2 separate regions of the Homo sapiens genome follow, and region 1 is linked to region 2. The links are chromatin contacts, found by Hi-C or POLR2A ChIA-PET in ENCODE. All regions are on one chromosome and are shown on one strand. The core of a region is the stretch at or near the end of the contact, and the rest is flanking DNA. Distances in the headings are between cores, read along the strand shown. Region 1 has its middle 41 kb from the start of TP53BP2. Region 2 holds the start of CAPN2 (calpain 2).

What was found. Hi-C counts contacts between places; a loop is a spot of excess contacts on that map. ChIA-PET counts read pairs that join two places held with the same protein, here RNA polymerase II (POLR2A). Pooled maps may share reads with other maps.
Region 1: a loop to region 2 is called in a pooled map, with 1.8 times the contacts of the local background. The contact joins the enhancer-like site here to the promoter of CAPN2 in region 2. A Hi-C loop is called at or near these places in 1 of 168 maps with a recorded cell type or tissue (aorta) and 7 of 50 pooled maps. POLR2A ChIA-PET finds 5 or more read pairs at or near these places in 4 of 52 experiments (A549, AG04449, AG04450 and 1 more).

Annotation. Positions count from the first base shown.
Region 1 is chr1:223,884,009-223,889,920 of GRCh38, forward strand. No RefSeq gene overlaps it. Among named protein-coding and RNA genes, the nearest start is that of TP53BP2, 41 kb to the left of the region's middle. RefSeq lists an enhancer at 3,856-5,055. Within about 2 kb of position 4,228, at least 14 of the 41 ENCODE cell types and tissues checked have a DNase peak (open chromatin) inside an H3K27ac peak, as active enhancers do; they include PC-9, where a contact is called at or near this core.
Region 2 is chr1:223,710,127-223,715,601 of GRCh38, forward strand. CAPN2 (calpain 2) reads left to right here and starts at 2,413. Exons shown (of 21, transcript NM_001748.5): 1 at 2,413-2,751. The coding sequence starts at 2,515. RefSeq lists enhancers at 2,010-2,059, 2,099-3,050 and silencers at 2,160-2,549, 2,760-2,879.

The DNA of each region.
Region 1 (5,912 bases), core at 2,978-5,477, 180 kb after region 2:
TCCGCCCACCTCGGCCTCCCAAAGTGCTGGGATTACAGGCATGAGCCACTGCGCCCAGCCTAAATGATCTTTGTAAGACATACACCTTACCACTTATAAAAAGAGAATTAATACCACAATTTTAAAAATCACATAATTTAAAGAAATAGCAATAAAAGAAATAAAGAAGGATATTTCATATTTAACCCACCAAGAAGACACAACAAAAAATATCATGGAAAACATTTATAAAAATTAGATTCAAGAACTTTCTCTTCCCTAGAACTTTGCTTATTTCATTGCTCTGTACATTTCTTTGAACAGTTTGAGATTTTTGTCCTTCATATGTCTCTCTATATTTAAATATAGTATAGTACTAAAATATATTTTGGCTTAAAAATGATTCAGGAACTTTGAGGAATCAATACTAAGAAAGACAATGAAAGATAAGCAAAGCCAGGGGCCTCTTACTCCCTGTAGAGAGAGGAGGCTAGATCACAGCAACTCCCATGCATGCACAATGCGTTCATTAGCATATAGTGCTACAGGGTGCAGGGGAAGGAGCTAGCTCTCATTAGAAGGGTTCAGAAGGTTGGGCGCGGTGGCTCACGCCTGTAATCCCAGCACTTTGGGAGGCCGAGTTGGGTGGATCACGAGGTCAGGAGATCCAGACCATCCTGTCTAAACAGTGAAACCCCGTCTCTACTAAAAATAGAAAAAATTAGCTGGGCGTGGCCGGGCGCGGTGGCTCAAGCCTGTAATCCCAGCACTTTGGGAGGCCGAGGCGGGTGGATCACTAGGTCAGGAGATCGAGACCATCCTGGCTAACACGGTGAAACCCCGTCTCTACTAAAAGTACAAAAAAATTAGCCAGACGTGATGGCGGGCGCCTGTAGTCCCAGCTACTCGGGAGGCTGAGGCAGGAGAATGGCGTGAACCCAGGAGGCGGAGCTTGCAGTGAGCCGAGATGGCGCCACTGCACTCCAGCCTGGGCGACAGAGCCAGACTCCGTCTCAAAAAAAAAAAAAAAAAAAAAAAAAAAAAAAAATTAGCTGGGCGTGGTTTCGGGCGCCTGTAGTCCCAGCTACTCCGAAGGCTGAGGCAGGAGAATGGCGTGAACCCGGGAGACAGAGCTTGCACTGAGTGGAGATGGTGCCACTGCACTCTAGCCTGGGCGACAGAGCGAGACTGTCTCAAAAAGAAAAGAAGGGGTCAGAAAAGGGCTTTCTGGAAGAAGTGGTATGGTAGGCAGAATTCTAAGAATGACCTCCCCGCTCCCTCCGCCCCGCCAATGTCCCCTCACCCTCGTATAATCTCTTCCCGTTTGAGTACGGACAGACTCTGTGGATATGAAGAGATATCACTCCCAGGATAATGTCTTACATGGCAAAGTGAGGGCTTGTCCAGGTGGGCCCAATCTAATCACATGACTCATTTTAAAAGCAGAGTTTTCTTCAGCTGGTGGTAGAAGAAGTCAAGGAAATTCAGTGTGAGGGGGGATTTGACTTGAGGAAGGTCCTCTGTTGCTGAGATGGAAAAGGTCCCTGGAAAGACCTGGAGCAACTCCTGCCCAACAGCGGGCAAGGAGACAGGGACCTCATTTCTACTGAATCTGGCCAACAACCTGGAGGAGCTTGGAAGCAGATTCTTGCCCAGAGTCTCCAGGTAATAGCACAACCCAACTGACACCTTGATTTCTACCTCGTGAGACCCTGAGCAGAGAACCCAGTTGAGCCTACTATGACTTCTGACCTCTGGAACTAAAAGGTAATAAATGGCTGTTGGTTTAAGCCACTGTCCTAGTCCACTTGTGCTGCAATAAACAGAATACCTGATACTGGGCATTTTATAATGAACAGAAGCTTTTTGGCTTACAGTCCTGGAGGCTGGGGAGCCTAAGGTCAAGGCGCCAGCAGGCTTGGCATCTGGTGAGGCCATTCTCTTCTTCCAAGATGGTGTTTTTCCTGCTGTGTTCTCTGGAGGGGAGGAAGGCTGGATCACATGGCGGAAAGTGGAAAGGCCAGGAGAGCGAGCCCACTCCTGAAAACCCTTTTATTAAGACATTAAACCCACCCATATGTGTGAAACCCTCGTGGCCTAATCACCTTTTAAGGCCTTACCTCCCAATACCATTACAATGGCCGTTAAATTTCAACAGGCATTTTGGAGGGGACAAAGATTCAAACCACCGCAGCTGCTACATTTATGGTAATTTGTTACACAGCAATAGAAATGAGTACAGGTTACATTTGAACTGTCCCTTGAGGGATGGATTGCATTTCAAAGTATAGAGAAGAAGAGGAAGAAGCTCTTTAGACAGAGCTCCAATTGGGCATTTTTCAGTCTCCTAGATAATGAAGCCTTCATTTATTGAGTGCTTGCAATTTATAGAGCATATCTATGATATCATTTTACTAACTTCTCACAACTCTGTGAAATATTTATTATATCTCCACTTTACAGAGAAATAAACAACAGTCAAAAAGGTAAAGTAACCTGAGCCAAGTTAGTGGAGGAGGCTGTAATTAAAACCCAGGTCAGTTTCATTCCAAATCCCACCCTTTTTACTACATAAGCCTGACCTACCTGGGGGCTTGGTGGCTGAAGAGTGATATGCCACCGAGGAGACAGGTCAGCACTGTTTCCTTTGGGTCAACGGCCCTTAATCTCTTACCTCAGCCTCGTGATTACATGGGGTTTTCCATGTTTGTTTTCTAGAACAGAGTCAAATGGTTTGCTTAAATCATTGCAGATCAATAAACACGTTAACTCTAAAACAAGTGCACACAGTGTGACATTACCTCCCATCTCCACCTGTTTACTCTGTTTCCTGAGATGACTCATCCTAGCTGGTCCTCATCCATGTATCAGCCTGCCAGCAACCCTGAGGGCATTCATTCACCCTCAGTTGTACCTACTTCCATCCTCTGGGATTTCCACTTGAAAGACCTTCTGCCTCAGTGTCCACACATTGCAGGCTCACTCTGTGAGGGGGTTGCAGTGGGACTAAAAGGGGATCTCCACCATGTGATTGTCTTTTTTTTTTTTTGAGGCGGAGCCTCGCTCTCTCATCTGGGCTGGAGGGCAGTGGCACCATTTCGGCTCTCTGTAACCTCCCCCTGCCCTGGTTCAAGCAATTCTCCGGCCTCAGCCTTCTGAGTAGCTGGGACTACAGGTGCGCACCACCATGCCCAGGTAATTTTTGTATTTTTAGTAGAGACGGTTTCACCATGTTGCCAAGGCTGGTCTCAAACTCCTGAGCTCAAATTATCCTCCCACCTTGGCCTCCCAAAGTACTGGGATTACAAGTGTGAGCCACCGTGCCCGGCCTACCATGTGATTTTCTAAGATGTTCTTAGGGAAACATATTCACACACACACACACACACACACACACACACACTCCTGCAACGTGGTGTATATAATGCTGGAAGTAGCGTCAGAGATTAGGCATTAGTGAAGAGTCCCTGAGTGAGACCAGAGAAATGTGAGCTAAAGATTCATAATGGAAGCAATGGTCAAGGGTAATGACCTGGCCCACTCTTTGTAGCAAAGCTACCTACTACTTTTGTGAATGAAGCAACTGGAAATCAGACAACGCCGGGCATGATGGCTCACACCTGTAATCCCAGCACTTTGGGAGGCCCAGGCGGGAGAATCATTTGAGCTCAGGAATTTAAATGAGGGGAATACAAGGTGTGTTGCAGGAGTTTGTGTATTCTCTAGAATGTTTCTGTAGAATGACTTGCCCTTCTTCACTGTGGCTGCAGAAAAGACAGTAATCAGGGCTTCTAGAAAAGGGGATCATGTTGCTTTCCCAACATAAATAACAGACTAGTCAACTTGGAAAAAAATTCAGGGAAGCTGAAATCCTTCCCAAGCTCCTGATTTAATCAACAGTATTAGCTGAGACAGTAATCCACCCCTCAAATTCTGCAACATTTGACTCTGTATCATCTGCCAGGCCAACAGAAATAGCCCTTGACTGTAGCATTAATCAACGGCACTAAAGCCATCTAAAAAAAGAATGTGTCTGAGAGGAACTGAGCTAGGAAGAAAAAATAGATACAAGGAGACAAAAGTTGTCGAAAGCATCTAGCCCCGTCCGAGACTCTGCATCTGGGGTCACTGAACACACAGCCCCGTCACTGGAGAAGTATTCTCTGCTGAGAAGAGATTTTCCATCAGGCTTTACGGGAACGCAGGTGACGTATACCCTACAGCCATGGTGCTTTCCTTTCCGGTTTCATGCTTAGCAAAGAGCCCTCTGATTAATGATGCGTCACCCGAGAGCCCGTCCACTAGAAATGATGGCAATGTTCCTCCTAAGGGCACAGATTGGTGACCCAGGCAATCTGTCACTGTAAGGGGAAATCCCTGTTGCAAATCATTCTGCTGGAATTCTGATGAACATGTCTACAGTCAGCTCAGCACACAGCAGGGTGGATGAAGTTTCCTTCATGAAATCCAGGCTCAGAACCTAAAAAAATCCAAGGGTTGAGCCAAGCCCTTCAGAGGTATTTGGGGCCCTGTGTGTGACCCATTAGATTGCCATTAGTAACAAGCCCACCCCTCCAAAGAACCCCTTTCCACATCAGAATGCTTAGAAGTCACACCTGTGTCGTAATGATACCATTTGCAAAGACCTTGCTTGGAAGTAATTTTTCAGTATTTGGTTGCCCATGAAAATATCTGATTTTTTTTCCTTCCACCCACAATGAATGTAGTCCATAACACATACAAATACACACACACATTTTCACTCTTCCTCCTGCTTTACCAGTTTTACACATCTCTGCATCAGGACCCAAACTTGAGCACTCAGGATCTCAACCACAGTTGAGATCTCTTCTTCACTGTCATCCCGGCACATCAGTTACTTAAAACAACCCAATTTCAAGAACTGATAGACCTTCATTTCTGGACACACCAAAAACAAGCAAATTCCAGAGGATCAGCTTCAGGGTGGCAGAATGGAAGGAGTAAAAGCCAACCACGGGGCCAGGTGCAGTGGCTCACACCTGTAATCCCAGCACTTTGGGCGGCTGAGGTGAGCAGGTCACCTGAGGTCAGGAGTTCAAGACCAGCCTGGTCAACATGGTGAAACCCCGTCTCTATTAAAAACACAAAATATTAGCCAGGCATGGTGGCGGGCGCTGGTAGTCCCAGCTACTCGGGAGGCTGAGGCAGGAGAATCACTTGAACCCAGGAGGCGGAGATTGTGGTGAGCCAAGATTGCACCACTGCACTCCAGCCTGGGTGGCGAGTGAGACTCCGTCTGAAATAACAACAACAAAAAGCCAACCATGGGATCTGTGGCACAGCTCTCACTTCACCATTAGCTCACCCAGGACTGGCAAGGGAGTGCCGACTGGAGAATCTTATCCTCTGTTCCTTAGCTGTTTACATGTATAAAGCCTGAGGGCTTTGCACCTAATTAGGGTTTCAGAGCTTTGTTTTTCTCTCAACTAATTACATTTGCCTTGTGGGGAAGAGCCTCTGTCCAGGAGGCATTGCTCTCTGAAAATCTGTCTCAGCCCAGCAACAGGTGCAAGAAGGTGAACAGCTCCTCTCCCCACCAATGCGGTGAGATGCCGAGCCAGGCCCTGGCTTCTTCTTGCTCCTCTCCTTTCATTATCTCTAACTCCAGTGTCAGCCCTCAAGCAGTCCCCTGCTTGGTCACCCCTGGCAAGGTGGGGAATGTTCTCTTAACCTGCAGCTTTCTCCTTCGGGAACAAAGCGCAGCCTCTTAGCAGCTAGCAATCAACTCCTGTGCTCGGGGCCTTCCAGCCAGGCCTTCTGCAGTGCACCCTGGTAGGGGGTAAATTATCCTGAGCTTGGAAAATGTGACTGAAATCACCTCTGACAGAGGGAAATGGGTTTTCATAAAAGACGTTTCCTCACCTTCGGTTGCAACTCAATTCAACTGACCA
Region 2 (5,475 bases), core at 1,163-3,662:
TTAGCCAGATGTGGTGGTGTGCACCTGTAATCCCAGCTACGTTGGAGGCTGAGGCAGGAGAATCGCTGGAACCCGGGAGGCAGAAGATGCAGTTAGCTGAGATCGTCAAGATCCTGTCACTGCACTCCAGCCTGGGTGACAGGGTGCTACATCTCAAGAAAAACAAAAACAACAACAACAACAACAAAAACAATGAAAGGCTAGACCCAGATCTTCTGGAAGGAGATGCTCTAAACCAGGGTTTCTCAGCCTCTACATGACTGATGTCTTGGACTAGATCATGTTTTGGGTGGAGAATGTAAACCAAAAATAAAATTCTAAGCCTCCCCCTCCCCTACCCCCGCCAACCATCTAAATGGATGGTTCCTCCTTAGCCGAGGCTCTTAAAATTTTAACCTGAAATTTTCAGGCCATGAAGGAAAGGCAAGGTCGGACATGCTTCATTATACCTCTCCAGCGTGAACATCAACCAGAGTTTAGGTCTGATAAGAAACATTTTACTGCCTGTTCACTCTGAAGCCTGCTAGCTAAAAGCTTCATCTATGTGATAAAACTTTTGTCTCCACAACCTCTTATCGCAACCCAAACATTCCTTTCTATTGATCCTGGGCCTTTAGACAAACTCAACCAATTGTCAACCAGAAAATGTTTAAATATTTACCTATATCCTGGAAGCCACCCCCACTACCCACCCACCACCCCCCGCCACTTTGAGTTGTCCCGCCTTTCTGAACCAAACCAATGTATTTCTTAAATGTACTTGACTGATGGCTCTTGCCTCCCTAACATGTATAAAACCAAGCTGCACCCCAACCACCTCGGGCACATGTCCTCAGGACTTCCTGTGTCACAGGTGTGCATCTTCAACCATGGCAAAAGAAACTTTCTAAATTAAATGAGACCTGTTTCAGATTTTCTGGGTTCACAAGAGCTATCTTGGACATTGGAAGATGTTCAGCGGCATCCCTGGCTTCTACTTAGTAAAGGCCAGTAGCACCTCATCTCCTAGCTGTGACCATAAAAACTATCTCCAGACATTCCCAAATGTCTCCTGGGGTGGGTAGGGGACAAAACTGCCCCCAGTTGAGAACCACTGCTGTAGACCATGCACAGTTTTCCAGTGAAACCCAAATTCTTCCCTACTACTGTAGAGAAGAAGAGGAGGTAATTTCTGCCCATCTGCATTTCTTGGCACGCACCCATGTCTCTGTGTGTGAGATGAGAATCACACCCTAGCTCCACAACAGAGTGGTCACAGTAGCCAACACAGGCAGTATTCTAAATGCTCTCTCCCTATAGTAACCCAACTAATCCTGCCAGTTAAATATGAGTTTCAGGTAAACAATGAATCATATTTTCTTTTAGAATAAGTATGTATGCCCATGCAATATTTGGGCCCTACATATACTTTAAAAGTATCTGTTGTTTATCTGAAATTCAAATTAAACATTTGGGAGGGTTGTTGTTTTATTGGCCAAATCATTTTATTTTATTTTATTTTTGATATGGAGTTTCGCTTTGTCACCCAGGCTGGAGCGCAGTGGCGCGATCTCGTCTCACTGCAACTTCTCCCTCCTGGGTTCAAGCGTTTCTCCTGTCTCAGCCTCCCGAGTAACTGAGATCACAGGTGCCTGCCACGACGTATTTTTAGTAGAGACGGAATTTCACCATGTTGACCAGGCTGGTCTCGAACTCCTGACCCCAGGTGATCCGCCTGCCTCCGGCCTCCCAAAGTGTTGGGATTACAGGTGTGAACTACCGCACCCAGCCTTATTGGCCAAATCTGACAACCCTATCTATAATCAAATAAACAGCTGAGCAGTAGTAATTGCAGCATTGTGATTGCAATAGGCCTCCGGTGGCTTAGAGTCCCTGTTCTGCCTGTGACTGTTGTGCCACATTGGGGACGTCATTTAGCGTCTCCGAGGCTCAGTTTTCTCATCTGTAAAATGGGGACAATATCAGCGCCTTCTTCAGAGTCGCTGGGAGGATTAAATGAGATGATGTATGCAGAGCCGTTAAGACGCTGTTTGGCACAAAGTTCAGGGCAGCTGGTTTAGTTTCCTCGACTTCACTACCTGACCCTCTGCTAACTCCCCGGGTGTTTTCCGGACGGCCACAACTATCCTAGCCTTCTTCCCTATGGGCTGCAAAGGTGGCCTCGGGTTCCGGTGGGAGCCCCAACTCTGGACCGCGATTCGCGAGCCTCCCCGGCGCCGGGCCGCGCCATCCCGGGAGCTGTCCGCAGATGGCAGCACCGGCCCCGGGTCGCGGCGTTCCCGGCGCTCGGCAGGCCGCAGGATGGCCTGGTCCCGGGCCGGGAGCCCAGCAGGCCGGGAGCGGCTGAGGCCACACCCCGCGGGCCGGGCCGCTTCCCTCCGGTGAATCATCGCTCGCAGCGGCGGCGCCCGCAGTGGCCGCAGCAGCGCGCCGGGCCCTGGCCGCGCCCCAGCCGAGCGCAGCGCGGAGTCGCCCCGACCTTTCTCTGCGCAGTACGGCCGCCGGGACCGCAGCATGGCGGGCATCGCGGCCAAGCTGGCGAAGGACCGGGAGGCGGCCGAGGGGCTGGGCTCCCACGACAGGGCCATCAAGTACCTCAACCAGGACTACGAGGCGCTGCGGAACGAGTGCCTGGAGGCCGGGACGCTCTTCCAGGACCCGTCCTTCCCGGCCATCCCCTCGGCCCTGGGCTTCAAGGAGTTGGGGCCCTACTCCAGCAAAACCCGGGGCATCGAGTGGAAGCGCCCCACGGTAGGAAGCGCGCGGCAGGACGCGGGCAGGGCGGGGTGCCGGGCAGGGCGGGGTGCAGGCCGGCCCGCGGCGCGCTGGGGCGGGGGGCAGCCCGGGTGCTGCAGTGGGGAAGCCGCAAGCCAGGACCTCGCAGTCCTGCGACACCTCCGCGCCGCCAGAGCCCGGGACTCTGTTCGAGCGTGGGGGGACTCCCGGGGCCTTCCCTCTCTTCCACCCACCACGCTTTCCTGGGCGGGTCGAGGCGAATCACTGCCCTCAGATCCCACTAGCAGGCCACTTTAGGACTTCACAAAAACTCAGGGTGATGCAGGAGGCCGGGGTGAAACTTTGATTGGACTCTAGCGGGGAGCTGGAAGGGAAGGGGAATCGGGTCTGCAGGGAAGGGACGGTGAGAGGCAGCATCTACCAGACAAAGTCCGTCTCCAACTGGGGTTCTGTCTGTTCATGGAGGGGGACAGGCCATAGCCTGGTCATTTTGTGACTAAGGATAGTCTCCTGCAGCCCTGGGGTTAGATTTATTTTTCCAAAGGGGAGCCAGCGATACCTCCTCATAACATTGACACTGGTAATTAACCCAGGACACGGAGGTGTCTCATGGTTTCCCTGGCGGGAATCACCCGGGAAACCTCCGGGAGCCCTCCAGACCCCCTTATCCCGTCCCCCAGGGTCTCTGACCTCCCGGCCCTGGGACAACTTGTGCTCCCCAATCTACTTGTCCATTCTGTTTCTTGGGGAACCCCTGAGGCTCCTCCTCCTTTGGGACACTTCCCCAGGCTTCCCCTACCACGCCTAGGAAAGCCTGCCCTGAAGTCCAACTTCTAGATTCCTGTTGTGAGAACAAGGCTTCCAGCTCTGCTTCCACACCCAGCAGCCTCCCAGGTCACCTTCTGTTACCCTAAATCCAGCCCATAGGTAGCAAGGGCTGCAGGAAGCGCCCTAGCCCAGACTCAGAGCACTTGGGTTCTTCTTCTTGCTAACCTGCTGGTGACCTTGAACGAGCCATTTAACCTCTCTGTGCCTCCATGTCTTCATCTAAAAGAAAACATGCTGCCTAAATATTTTCTCTCTTTTGTGGCCCACTAGGCCCTGCCGTCATGGCCTCCTTTCAGTCTCTCAAAGAGCCGGTTCTTTCCTGCATGAGGCCTTCTCACCAGCAAGGCACGCTGTTACCTGGAGTGTGGCTCACTCTCATTCTTCCCAACTTAGTCACATGTTCCCTTCCTAAAGAGGTCTTTTCTGACCCTTCTTAGCAGCCACCTCCCCACCTTGTTTTTCTCTGTCACCCCACTCATTTCCTTCATAGCATTGTCACAGTTTAGAATATAATCACATGTATTTGTTCTTCCTACTGAACTGCAGGAATCATGTGTATATTATTTACCAGTATATCCCCAGTGCCTGACACATAACCATGCCTTTCACAGTATTCATTCATTCATTCATTCATTCATTTACTCACTCATTTGACAACACTGATTGAGCACCTGTTACATGCCAGGCACTGTCCTGAGAGCTCAGGAGATACACCAGTGAACACAAAAGAAGTGACTGTTTGTAGAATATGGATGCAGGATTGTAATGTGCCTCAAATGAAATTATGGTTGTGAAAGTGATACGCTGACCTGACTCAGTGCCTCACACCTGTAATCCCAGCACTATGGGAGGCCAAGGTGGGAGGATCGCTTGAGCCAGGAGTTCAAGACCAGCCTGGGCAACACAGTAAGACTTGTCTCTATAAAAAAGTAAAAAAAAAAAAAAAAAAAGTGAAACACAAACCAAGAGAATGTGTTCACTTTACATTTGCATGGCACTTTACAGTTTACATAGTGAGTTCACATACTCATTCACTTATTCTTTCATTCATTCAGTAAGCATTTCTCGAATACCTACTATATGCTGGGCACAATGCATATGGTTTCTGCTTCTGAAGACTTACTTCTGAGGCTAGTGAGGGGACAGAGACAGGTCCCCCAACAGTTGGAAATGCCTGTGGGACTTCCAGATGAGGATGTAGAGGTCTAGAGATGATCTAGCGCCACTGCTTAGGGCAGGCGGGCTGTGCACTGCACAACTAAGGAAGAGTGTGACTTTTACGATCCCCATTTGCCAGTTGAAGAAATTGAGGCTTGGGAAGGTTAAATACTTGCTCAGAGTCAAGTGGATATAGGGCATAGATCCAGGACTGTGTGTAGTCTGTGCATGTTGAGCCTACCCCTTATGGCTGCGCTCTCTGCCTCCTTCCTACCTTCTCAAATGCTGCTGAGGTCAGGCAAGGGGAGCACAGTTGTTTCCGCTGGATTTGAACACTAGCAAGTCATTGGTGAGTTTAGCAGAGCAATTTCAATGGAAAGGTGAGAGTAGAAGCCAGATTGTTGTAGACTCCAGAGTAAAGGAACTGGAAATTAAGAACATGATCAACTTATTTAAGAAGGACCCCCGGGAAGAGAGGAGAACTGATAGGTAGAGTAGGACCTGGACTTTGAGAGCCTGTGTTTTTTTCATATGAGAACAACTTGAATGTGTCATATGTTGAATCACCAGGAAGAAGGGATTAAAGATAAAGGCAGGGAGGGGGCAGTGAAACAGGATCCCTGAGGAAGTGAGAATACGGGTTGTGGGCAGGGGAGGGGAGCAGGTTAGCCTTGCAGCAGGAGGAGCTGCTCTTCCTCGGAGAGAGGATTTCACAACACTGGCAAGAGTGGCTCCAGTGCCTGGAGCGGGGAT